Linked DNA regions of Homo sapiens: all the other regions are linked to region 1. A link is a contact called in ENCODE Hi-C or POLR2A ChIA-PET data. All regions are on one chromosome and are shown on one strand. Each heading gives the region's core, a stretch centred on a gene start or an enhancer-like site at or near the end of the contact. The rest is flanking DNA. Distances are from core to core; before and after follow the strand shown.

Region 1 (3,930 bases), core at 500-2,999:
TGCCACAAACAGGGTCCACCCAGGCCTATCCCATACATCCCGGAGAGCCATGGAGCCCAACAATGGGGTGCTGGGGTCCCTGAGGCTGTAGCTGGAAGTACTCTGTGTCCCTAAGGCAGCACTCCTATGCTGACCTCCAACTGCTAATGGGCTCTGTGCAGCAGGGACAACCCTCTGCACAGTCCAGACCTGAGGGCAGATGGCAGGTGACCTGGGGGTGAAGTGTTATGTATGGAGCAGGGCAGCTCCCTGTCTGGGATCACTTTTCTTAGAGGAAGCCTCCTGCCTATTGTCCTGCTCCTGCACTTCCCTCCTGGGACCTGGCAACCTCAGGTGGGAAGGCTGCATTGAGGCTGCAGGCTTGGTCAAGAGAAGCAGGACCCTGGTGCGAAGGGAAATGAGCCTGGACAGCATACTTGTCACCTGCCCCAGGACTAGTGCCCCTCCAAGCCAGAGAGCCCAGATAGCCCTCAGTGGGGCTGGTGAGAGTCACAGTTCTCCGCACGTGGCCAGGAAGTTGAGCAAGAGTAACCCAACCACATAAGGTATGGTGCAAACCTGGAAACTTCTGAGAGCAAAGGGATGCTCTTAGTTGTTAGGCGGGGGCCGCCCAGCAGAGCCAGGACGGTGGCGACCCTAGTCCAGAGCCTTCCACTTTAGCAAGGTAGAATCCAAGGGCCCCAGAAGGGAACAGACTCCATCTGGGTCGCCTAAGCAGGTGAGAGAGGAAAACCCAACCACAGTCGCGCCCCAGCCCTCGCAGGTCCCTGGCTGAGGACTCCCCTCTCCACCTCAGGCTGGGCGGCCCCCGCCTTCACGCTTGCTCCCACTTGTCCCTCGTTCTTGCTAGGCTTGGCAGGTATTTGTTCCCTGCTCCTTCACGCTCTCAGTGCCGTGGCCACGTCGCTGGGTACGCCCCACCAGGCAAGAGACATTTTCCGTCTTGTTCTCTGCCACGTCCCCAGAGCCTGGAACAGTGCTTGGCACAGAGTGGACGCTCATTCGTGGAGTAAGTGCCTGATGGATAATCCATCACTTGCTTTTCTAGTATGAATGGTCTATTTACGGGTCCAGCGCCCCTGCTGGCTTACGACCTTTTCCAGGGCGGGGAGGGGCTGTCCTCATCTCTGTGACCCCAGCGCCCAGCCCAAGGCCTGGCACAGAGTAAGTGCTCAACCACATTTTGGTGAATGAGTGAATGGAAGCGGCCCAGCAACCCTGAGCCAAGGAGCCACTGTGGGGCAGGTCAGGGCGGTTCCTGGCACAGGGCTTCCCACTAGCCTGGCCACCAGCTCTGCGGTCTCCTGGAAGCTGGGGGGCCTTTGGGTAAGGGAGAAGAGTGGCCAGGAGTTGTCTGCGTGTGCCCTGTGACGGTGGGATAGAGACAGCGATTGGATTGAGGAACGGGAGGTTCCCCGAGGCTGTTTAGAGAGGCGGGAGCGGGAGCTGGTCAGGGAGGCTGGACAGACCACCCGAGGGAGCGGAGCTTGGGCACGAAAGCCAAAACTGGGCGGCGCGGGGCGGGTGGGGAAGGCCGGCTGAGAAAGCCGGGATTGCCTCCTGGTGTCAAAGCTCGGAACTGCAGCAGGATCCTGGGGGCGGGGCTTGTGTTCAGCAGCACTCGCCACGCGCCCAGCCCTCAGCCCTCGTCTCGCCTTCTGCTGGCTGGCCCGGCGACGTTGTGCGCCAGCGTACGCGGGGCTCTGAGAACCCGGAAGTTACGTTTTAGGCCCGCGTCACGGGGGCGGGAGTCAGCTGAGCTGCCGGGGCGAGGTTGGGATCACCTGGCACCGGCTGAAGGGAGCCTGTGATTTTTTTGTAGCGGGGGCGGGGAGTAAGGTGCAAGACTGCGCCAGATTCAAGGACGAGGGCTGCCCGATTATCTCGCTGCATAAGGCAAGAGCAAGAGGATCCTCAGGATTTTAAAGAGGAGGCGACGGCTGCAGGTTCCCAGGATCTGTCAGAGGCTGGGGAGTTACAGCTTCCATTCTGGGGCGACGGGGACCCCGGGGGGGTAGCCCTTTTGTAATCCCCAGGCCCCGGACAAAGAGCCCAGAGGCCGGGCACCATGGCGTCCATCCTGGATGAGTACGAGAACTCGCTGTCCCGCTCGGCCGTCTTGCAGCCCGGCTGCCCTAGCGTGGGCATCCCCCACTCGGGTAAGGAAGAGGAGGGTGCCGCTGCCCCTTTCGGCTCTCCTAGCATTTGCGTGGGAGCAGCGAGGAGGGCAGCTCCAAGAGCTCGGGGTCATCCCCTGGGCCGTGCCTTCCGGGTCTAGGCCCCTGATTCTCCTCAGGCTCTCTTGGCCCCCAGCTGGTGGATAGTCGAAGTTTGAAAGAGCAACGGGAGCTGCCGCGTGATCTAGGCTCTACCGCTAGGGTCCTTTTGAGAGGGAATTGGGGCCCAGATAAGGAATTACTCACCTACAGGGCGCAGTTGGGCTGTTGGGAGAACTTAGAATGGGCTCCCGGCTTCTGCTGATGCTTTTCCCACCAGGCCCCTTCTGGAGGTGGGAGGGAAGGAATGGACAAAGAAAGTGGTGAAGGCGGAGTATTGCAGAGGAAGAAGGGAGGGTCCCAGAGGGAATTTTGTCGCTGAACGGGGAAAATGGAGATGAAATCTTTTTGGCCTTGGCTATAGCTGGGTGCAGCCTGGAGTTTGGGGACGTTTTTGTAGAAAGTAGTGAGTCTCCAGGAGAATGAGGGCATAGGGAGCCCTGGGGAACTGTTCCAGTGAGTGGAGTTAACGAATTGGAGCTGCTTTCACTCTAGTCTTTACCTTCATTCAATGCTCAAAATATCCCAGCACTTGCCAACTCTACACTGAGGCTCATTACCGCATGGGCAGGGAGGGGGGCAGAGAATGGGGCTATACTACTTCAGTTAAGCTGGGATTGCTGGGCCAAAGACCTGATAAGGGAGAATACCCAGACCACCAGTCCCGTCCCACCTCCACGCAGCCCCATTACCAGTGGGAGCAGGTATATCATGCTGTGACAGCATCTTAAGGGTTCAAAGAATCAACCCCTCACTGCTGTCAGAGTGTGGAAAGAGCTCCAGACCTCTATTGTAAAGGTGACCAGCAAACGACTTGATATCAAACTATTTGTTAACCAAGGTCCTGGGGATAGGAATATGTCAGGAAAGTGGCGAGGAGCACTGTGGTGTTTTTTCTGCCTCTCCTTGCCCTTCACCTGTCTCTTCCACAGCTAATCTTCTTGTCATTCCTTACCTGTAGGGTATGTGAATGCCCAGCTGGAGAAGGAAGTGCCCATCTTCACAAAGCAGCGCATTGACTTCACCCCTTCCGAGCGCATTACCAGTCTTGTCGTCTCCAGCAATCAGCTGTGCATGAGCCTGGGCAAGGATACACTGCTCCGGTAATCAAGAGCTCACAGAGCTTAGGAGTAGGGACTAGAGAGGTGTTTGGGGACTGTTAACTCACTGGGCCTTTCTTCTATTCCAGGCAAGTAAAGCAGTGAATTTGGAGTTTTCAGGAAATATCCTATCCCTTTCCAAAGAGAACCAATACAGGGTAGTGGTTAAGTATCTGGCCTGGCAGGGCATGGTGGCTCACACCTATCATCTCAGCACTTCGGGAGGCCAAGACAAGAGGATCACATGAAATCAGCAGTTTGAGACCAGCCTGGGCAATATAGTGAGACCCCCGTCTCTACCAAAACAAATTTTTAAAAATTAGCTAGGTGTGATGGTGCAGTCCCAACTACTGGGGAGGCCGAGGCAAGAGGATCACTTGAGCCCAGGAGTTCAAGGCTGCAGTGAGCTGTGTTTGCACCACTGTACTCCTGTCTCTTTAAAAAAAAAAAAAAGTCAGGTGCAGTGGCTCACACCTGTTATCCCAGCACTTTGGGAGGCTGAGGAGGGTGGATCACCTGAGGTCAGGAGTTCGACACCAGCCTGGCCAACATGG
Region 2 (3,930 bases), core at 1,171-3,670, 490 kb before region 1:
TTTAATTTCAACCTGATTTAAAAAAAAAAAAAAGCGGCCGGGCGCGGTGGCTCACGCCTGTAATCCCAGCACTTTGGGAGGCCAAAGTGGGCGGATCACGAGGTCAGGAGATCAAGATCATCCTGGCTAACACGGTGAAACCCCGTCTCTACTAAAAGTACAAAAAATTAGCCAGGCGTGGTGGCAGGCGCCTGTAGTCCCAACTACTCGGGAGACTGATGCAGGAGAATGGTGTGAACCCGGGAGGCGGAGCTGGCAGTGAGCCGAGATGGCGCCACTGCACTCCAGCCTGGGCGACAGAGTGAGACTCCGTCTTAAACAACAACAACAACAAAAAAGCAGTGCTATGATCGGGTGTTAACTTCTCAGTAGTACTTCAAATTATGGTGAGGGGGTGAGTTAGAAGCTGAGGAATGGGTGCAGGGAAGTTGGATGTGGTATGAATGATCTAAAAATGAGAGCAATGTGCCAAGTACTGTGCTGAATCATTAAGTATGCAATCTCTTTTATTCCTCATAGTAGCCTTAAAGTTGGTTGGTATCATTTTCGTTTTAAAGATGATGAAACAGTGACTGAAAAGATCTAAGAAACTTGCCGAAAGTCCCACAGCTATGTAGTGGGATTGCATAGACTCCTGGACTCAGGGTACCAACCTGAGATGAGTTGTTCAAGAGCATTGACTTGGCTGGGTTCCGTGGCTCATGCCTGTAATCCTAGCACTTTGGGAGGCCAAGACAGGAGGATCACATGAGCCCAGGAGTTCAAGATCAGCTTGGGCAACATAGTGAGACTGCCCACCCCCACCCCGGCCCCATCTCTAATTAATTAATTAAATTTTAAAAATAACATTGACACAACATGGAGGAGGAAAATAGAGCAAGTGGAGAGGGGATAGAGACTTAATTCCATCAGCTCCCCTCTTTCCCCTCACCACTCTTCCTTTCCCTGTGTCCCGAACCCGTGTTTCTAAGTCCTGACTGCTATTATTCTGGTGTATTAAATACATACTATTTACTATTTAATACATCTTTTGTTGTTGTTTGTTTTCTCAAATTTTTTGTGGAGACAGGGTCTCCCTATGTTGCACAGGATGGTCTTGGACTCCTGGCCTCGAGCGATCTTCCCACCTAAGCTCCCAAAGTCCTAGGATTACAGGCATGAGCAACCATGCCCAGCCTATTTAATACATCTTATTTAATATATAGTATAATACGTAAATATGTACTATTTAATATTTAACACATATTAAATACAAATGGTCCCCAACTTACAATAGTTCAACTTAAGATTTTTCAACTTTATGATGGTGTGAAAGTGATAGACATTGAATAGAAACTGTACAATATTCAATAAATGATATCTAACACTGTCTTATAAAATATGCTTTGTGTTACATGATTGTGCCGTTATAAGCTATTATAAGTGTTCCAAGTACGTTTAAGGTCCACTAGTCTAAGCTATGATGTTTGGTAGGTTAGGTGTTTTTTTGTTTTCTGTTTTGAGACGGAGTGTCACTCTTGTTGCCCAGGCTGGAGTGCAATGGCGTGATCTCAGCTCACCGCAACCTCCACCTCCCGGGTTCAAGCGATTCTCCTGCCTCAACCTCCTGAGTAGCTGGGATTACAGGCATGCACCACCACGCCCAGCTAATTTTTGTATTTGTAGTAGAGACAGGATTTCTCCATGTTGGCCAGGCTGGTCTAAAACTCTCCGCCTCAGGTGACTCACCCGCCTCGGCCTCCCAAAGTGCTGGGATTACAGGTGTGAGCCATCATGCCCGGCCTAAGTGTATTTTCAAAGTGCATTTTTGACTTACAATATTTTCCATTTATGATGGGTTTATCGAGAAGTAACCCCACTGTAAATCGAGGCGCATCTCCAATCTAGAAGGCAGCTACTCCTTAATAACCCCTTTCCCATAAAACATGAATCTAAATCTACAAACCTTGTTATATAATAAAGCAAGATGTACTCTGTTATGATCAGTGTGCACGTTAGAGCAAGCACTACTTTTCCGATCTTAATTATTCCAGAGATGCTTGACCAATTTACTGGGTACGTGGGCAGTTTTCTGATTGCTGTTTCCACACTCTGCTTTCCCACAGAGAGATTTCCGCAGTTAGGGGCTGCTATTTCAACGCAGGGAGATAAAAAGAAAAAAACACTTGCTCTTCTACCCCGCTAAAAACACTCATCCTAGGGAGCACGCCAGCATTTGCAGCGTTCGGGGCAGGGCCACTCGGCCTGCGGCCGTTGCACTGGCTGGAAGCTGGCAGGCGATCACGGTTGATTGGCTCGGGTGCGGTCCAAGGGCAGCAACGCCTTCGGCGGGCCGCCTAGGGTGATTGGCTGCTGCAGCCCACCCCCTAGCCGGTTTGGTGGGCGGCGAAGCCTGGATTGGTGGAGCTAAGAGCTGGCTCAGTTTCAGCGCTGGCTCTTCGTGCATGGCAGAGATGGCGACTGCGACTCGGCTGCTGGGGTGGCGTGTGGCGAGCTGGAGGCTGCGGCCGCCGCTTGCCGGCTTCGTTTCCCAGCGGGCCCACTCGCTTTTGCCCGTGGACGATGCAATCAATGGGCTAAGCGAGGAGCAGAGGCAGGTGAGGAGACTGACCCCCTTCCTGGCCCCAAGGCCTCCTTCCTGCCTGGTCCCCAAGGCCTCCTTCCTGCCTGGTCCCCATCGGCCCAGCGCCCACCCAGCCTTGGCTTTTGCCCGTGGGCCGTTGGGAGCGCCAGCGCGGGGGCGGGACGCGGGGCCTCCGACCTCGGGTCCAGTCCTCTGACCTCGGCCTCACGTCTGTGGAGTGAAGATTTGAGACCGTGGGACAGTACTGCTGGAAGTAGAGAGGAGGAGTCGAGGCTGGGAGAGCTCCTGAGAGACTGATGGTGTTTTGGTGGAGGATTGGCCAGGCTACCTACCGCTTGTGGCACAAGGGCCCTCAATCTGTATGTAGTTCACTTACACCTGAACAGGCTGAGGTATGCTTCTCACACCTGGGTGGTCATCGTAATCACCAGGGAGTCTTTTTTGTATAAACAGTTTGGGGGTTTTAAAAAGCCACAGTGAGCTCTCCTGTCGCTCTTCAGCCCATTGGGTCAAAACACAAAAGTTGAACAAGTACTTGAAAGAAGTAGTTGGAGGCCAGGCGCCGTGGCTCACACCTGTAATCCTAGCACTTTGGGAGGCCGAGGTGGGAGGATTGTTTGAGCTCAGGGGTTTGAGATCAGCCTAAGCAACATAGCCAGACCCCCATCTCATAAAAAATAGAAAAGAAGACGAAGTAGTATTTACAAATGGAGCAGAACCAGAGTCCTTCCTGAGGTTTCACTTGGAGGCTGGATGGAGTTGGCGGAGGTATGAGCCTCCCAGCAACTCCGTAGTTTATGTTTATAGCCAGCGAGCGCTCAGAGCTTCCGTGAACCACCTCAAGTGGAAAGGGTTCAATCCCTATTCTCAAGCTTTCCTGGCAAGAGGAGTTTCTTTTCTTTTTTCTTTTTTTTTTTTTTTTGAGACGGAGTTTCACTCTTGTTGCCCAGGCTGGAGTGTAATGGCGCGATCTCCGCTCACCACAACGTCCGCCTCCCGGGTTCAAGTGATTCTCCTGCCTCAGCCTCCCAGGTAGCTGGGATTACAGGCATGCACCACCACGCCCGGCTAATTTTGTGTTTTTAGTAGAGACGGAGTTTCTCCATGTTGGTCAGGCTGGTCTCAAACTCCCAACCTCAGGTGATCCTCCTGCCTCGGCCTCCCAAAGTGCTGGGATTACAGGCATGAGCCACCATGCCCAGCCGCCAAGAGGCGTTTCTAATCTCTTTGGGTAATCAGACCCTTTTAGCCAAAGGTTCGGGGGCTTAAAAGAGCCTGACAACTATTGAGATCTGGCAGCTGCCTGGAATGCAGCTGGAGCACAGAGGGTGGGAGGTGGGAAGGTG
Region 3 (3,930 bases), core at 946-3,445, 350 kb before region 1:
AACCCAAGAGTCTGTCCCTCAGGGTTGAGCTAAGATAAGAACTGTTGGAGGGCTCTGCCTCTGACCACTGACTGGTAGGTGATCAGGTGTTTGTCATTATTATCTAGGGAGGAGAAAGAAGAACTCACCAGCTCTCCCTCCCAAATGCTGGGGAGACCAGGGCTGACTTAACAGCAGCAAGCCCCCATAGGTCTCCAGTAGCCAACCACAGATTTTCATAATTGGAAAGGACCTTAGGGGTGACCTGATCCAACTTTCTACACAATGCAGGAATCCCCTTTACAACCTTTCTGACATCTGCTGACACACCTCCAGTGACAGGGAATTACTATCTTCTACAAGGCCACCCTATTGTTGAACAGCTATTAGAAAGTTCTTAACACTGAATGGTAATTGGTCTTCCTGAAACTCCCTGCCATTGGTCCTAGTTTGTCCTTTGTACTTCAGTGTGTCTCAGCTTTCTACCCAATACTCCTTCAAATATTTTAAAGCCAACCGGGTCTCTCTTAAATCTCTTTTCTATGGAAAACAATCTTATTGTCTTGTCCTGTCTTCAAATAACTCGATCTGAGCCTGCTCACCCTGGACCCCTCCTCTAGGGAGCATTGCAGTTTGTCGATGTTCCTCTGTAGGAAAAGACCCTGTTGCAAGAATGGCACCACCTTGAAGCAAAACTGCCATAATGACTGATGTTTGACTCCTGCATACCAAGGCATTCCTGTGGCAAGGTCAAGAAACAATGCCTGGGCCGGGCGCAGTGGCTCATGCCTGTAATCCCAGCACTTTGGGAGGCTGAGGCGGGAGGATCACGAGGTCAGGAGATTGAGACCATCCTGGCTAATACGGTGAAACCCCGTCTCTACTAAAAAATACAAAAAATTAGCCGGGCATGGTGGCAGGCACCTGTAGTCCCAGCTACTCAGGAGGTTGAGGCAGGAGAATGGTGTGAACCCGGGAGCAGAGGTTGCCACTGCACTCCAGCCTGGGGGACAGAGCGAGACTTTGTCTCAAAAGAAAAAAAAAAAAAAGATGCCTGGCCAGGTGGGGTGGCTCATGCCTATAATCCCAACACTTTGGAAGGCCAAGGTAGGAGGATTGTTTGAGCCCAGGAGTATGAGACCAGCCTGGGCAACATACTGAGACTTTTCTTAAAAAAAAAAAAAAATTAGCCAGGGGTATAGTCACAGCAAACTCAGGAGGCTGAGGAGGGAGGACAGCTTGAGCCCGGGAGGTTGAGGCTGCAATAAGCTGTGATAATGCCACTACACTCTAGCCTGGGTGACAGAGCCAGACTCTGTCTAAAAAAAAAAACAAAATGGAAAAGAAAGAGAAAAAAGAAAAGAAAGAATGCCTGTAGCATAAATAACCCCTCATAAAGATGCTTATCTAACCTCCCCAGTGGTCATGAAACTTGCAATAAAGTCTGAGGTGTGACCAGCTGCACATGTTTTCCCCTAAAAACTTGTTATACAAAGGATACTTTCTGGAGGGCGGGCATGGAAACCACCATCTCGTGACCAACCAAGGTATGGCTTCTGTGCATAAGTTTCTATTAAGCATTTATCTCTGAGAAACTAGATTCGTCAGCCTCTCTCTCTGTTTTGTTTTTGTTGTTGTTGTTGTTGTTTTTTTGAGACAGAGTCCCACTCTGTCGCCCAGGCTGGAATGCAGTGGCATGATCTTGGCTCACTGCAACCTCTGCCTCCCAGGTTCAAGAGATTCTTCTGCCTCAGCCTCCTAAGTAGCTGGGAGTACAGGCGCACGCCACCGTGCCCAGCTAATTTTTGTATTTTTAGTAGAAATGGAGTTTCCCCATATTGGCCAGGCTGGTCTCAAACTCCTAACCTCGTGATCCACCCACCTCAGCCTCCCAAAGTGCTGGGATTACAGGTATGAGCCACTGCACCCGGGCTTGTCAGCCTGTTTCTTTGGCCCCTCAGCTCTCTTGGCCTTTAGGGGTAGGTTTGCATAGACCTGCTCACTGCAGAACATCCTCTTGCAATGTGGTGCCCAGACGATGCTTTCAGAGAGGCATGACCACTGCAGAATATATTTTTACACTACTATGTCCCAGGTACACAGGTACATTTCCACTATTGATTCCTAGAATTATAACTTTTTTTTAGCAGCACATAACACTGCTGACTCCATTGAACTGTTAAGACACTGAACACCTGTTTGGGGTTTTCCATACCACTTTCCCCTTTCTTCAGCCAACAGCAATCCTCTTTCACTTCCCATTCTCATATGGTTCTGGTGGGACTGTTTACCACAGTATCCTGTACCCCTAACCATAGATCTTGCCCTTGTCATAGTCAGTGCTCCAATGATGAGCATGTGACCCAGGCCAAGCCAATCTGAGTCCCTCCCCTGGAATGTATTTATTTATTTGAGACAGGATCTTGCTCTGTCGCCCAGGATAGGGTGCGGTAGGGCAATCATAGCTCACTGCAGCCTCAACCTCCTGGGCTCAAGCAATCCTCCCACCTCAGCATCCCGAGTAGCTGGACTACAGGCATGCAGTACCACGCCAGGCTAATTTTTAAATTTTTTTTTTGTAGAGACGGGGTCTCTTTCTGTTGCCCAGGCTGGTCTCAAACTCCTGGGCTCAAGTGATCCTCCCACCTTGGCCTCCCAAAGTGCTGGGATTGTTAAGCCTAAACCACTGTGCGGAGCCCCCTGGCATCTATTATATGGGGTTGGAAAGTGTTATCTTTCCTCTGGACTTCCTAAACTGGAATCATGTCAGCCCAGAGCTCCCTGTGCTATACCAACACACAGAGAGAGTCAACAGTGGGAGGAAGAGAGGCTAAAGATACTGCTGGAGTCCTGAGGTCCAGCTAACTGAAGCCAGCTCTATATGTCTTAGACTAGAATTGAGTCCGGCTTGGATTTTTTTTTTTCAACAGCCTTGGAAAACTTTCCAGAGTCTGGCTTCTTGGCTTCTGTCACTAGAACAAACTAATAAATACTCTGTTCTTCTCTGTCCTCTAGTTGTGTAGTTAATTTCTGATCCCAAATGAAAGATTTCACATTTATCTGTATCATGTTTCATACTTTGTCCCATCACTCTAGTCTATAGAAAAATTTTAGAATTGTTATTCTTTTATTCAATTACCTACTCCTCTCACTTTTGATAAGGTTACCTTCTATTCACTCAACCAAATCATTGATAAAGATGTTGAGCTGAACAGAGGAAAAAGAAACCAACAACATGTCAGTTTATCAATCCAAGAGTTTACCTTTGGGATGATTGTTCTAACAACTGTGGGTCTCCTCTACCATACTCTTACCCAATGTACACTCCGCATCCTGTCTGCCTTGATCAGGCACCATGCTGAAGACCACACTGCACCTTGGCATTCTGCTAAGCCAATATTTGATGGTCTCATCCCCAAAGGATGTAAGATTAAAGAGCCAAAACTGGTCCTGGAAATATCTGTTCTTTAAAATGCTCATAAACTCTCAGTAACCTATCTGCTTTCTTCTGCACACATACACACACACACACACACAATCCCTCTCACCTTTGCCTCCTCCCTTTCTACTTATCTGCTAAAGAAGTAATTTTTAAAAGTGGATTACGTCAAAATGAAGGGAGGAGAGAGTCAGTTTGTTTGGGAAAAGAAAACCTTTAGAGCAATGTGTGACACAACACTTGGGACAGAGGAGGTGGAGAGAATGGGGGGAGATGAACATCTCTCTGCCACACATTGACTAATAGGAATAGTACATTGAGGGCTTAGGAAAGGCTGGGGCTGGAGGCTAGGGAATCGAGGAGCAAAGGCCCACTACTGTTCCACTTTGGCCTGTAGGAGGTGGTGTGGGGTACCAGCAGAGAGCACAGGCACTGGAGAGCTAGGCTTGGCTCTCCATCCTGGCACCACCACCTGCTAACCACCCACTACTACCTGCTGAGAGCCTGCAGCT

What was found. Hi-C counts contacts between places; a loop is a spot of excess contacts on that map. ChIA-PET counts read pairs that join two places held with the same protein, here RNA polymerase II (POLR2A). Pooled maps may share reads with other maps.
Region 2: a loop to region 1 is called in a pooled map, with 4 times the contacts of the local background. The contact joins the promoter of IVD here to the promoter of VPS18 in region 1. A Hi-C loop is called at or near these places in 2 of 50 pooled maps. POLR2A ChIA-PET finds 5 or more read pairs at or near these places in 4 of 52 experiments (GM10248, HEK293, activated T-cell and 1 more).
Region 3: a loop to region 1 is called in a pooled map, with 2.7 times the contacts of the local background. The contact joins the enhancer-like site here to the promoter of VPS18 in region 1. A Hi-C loop is called at or near these places in 2 of 50 pooled maps. POLR2A ChIA-PET finds 5 or more read pairs at or near these places in 2 of 52 experiments (GM10248 and OCI-LY7).

Annotation. Positions count from the first base shown.
Region 1 is chr15:40,892,701-40,896,630 of GRCh38, forward strand. VPS18 (VPS18 core subunit of CORVET and HOPS complexes) reads left to right here and starts at 1,750. Exons shown (of 5, transcript NM_020857.3): 1 at 1,750-2,159; 2 at 3,238-3,379. The coding sequence starts at 2,069. RefSeq lists a silencer at 1,466-1,635 and an enhancer at 2,476-2,565.
Region 2 is chr15:40,403,375-40,407,304 of GRCh38, forward strand. IVD (isovaleryl-CoA dehydrogenase) reads left to right here and starts at 2,421. Exons shown (of 12, transcript NM_002225.5): 1 at 2,421-2,597. The coding sequence starts at 2,454. RefSeq lists enhancers at 237-336, 3,626-3,930.
Region 3 is chr15:40,541,841-40,545,770 of GRCh38, forward strand. It overlaps a transcript of CCDC32 not described here. Among named protein-coding and RNA genes, the nearest start is that of CCDC32, 21 kb to the right of the region's middle. RefSeq lists a silencer at 1,847-1,946 and an enhancer at 2,097-2,196. Within about 2 kb of position 2,196, at least 3 of the 41 ENCODE cell types and tissues checked have a DNase peak (open chromatin) inside an H3K27ac peak, as active enhancers do; they include OCI-LY7, where a contact is called at or near this core.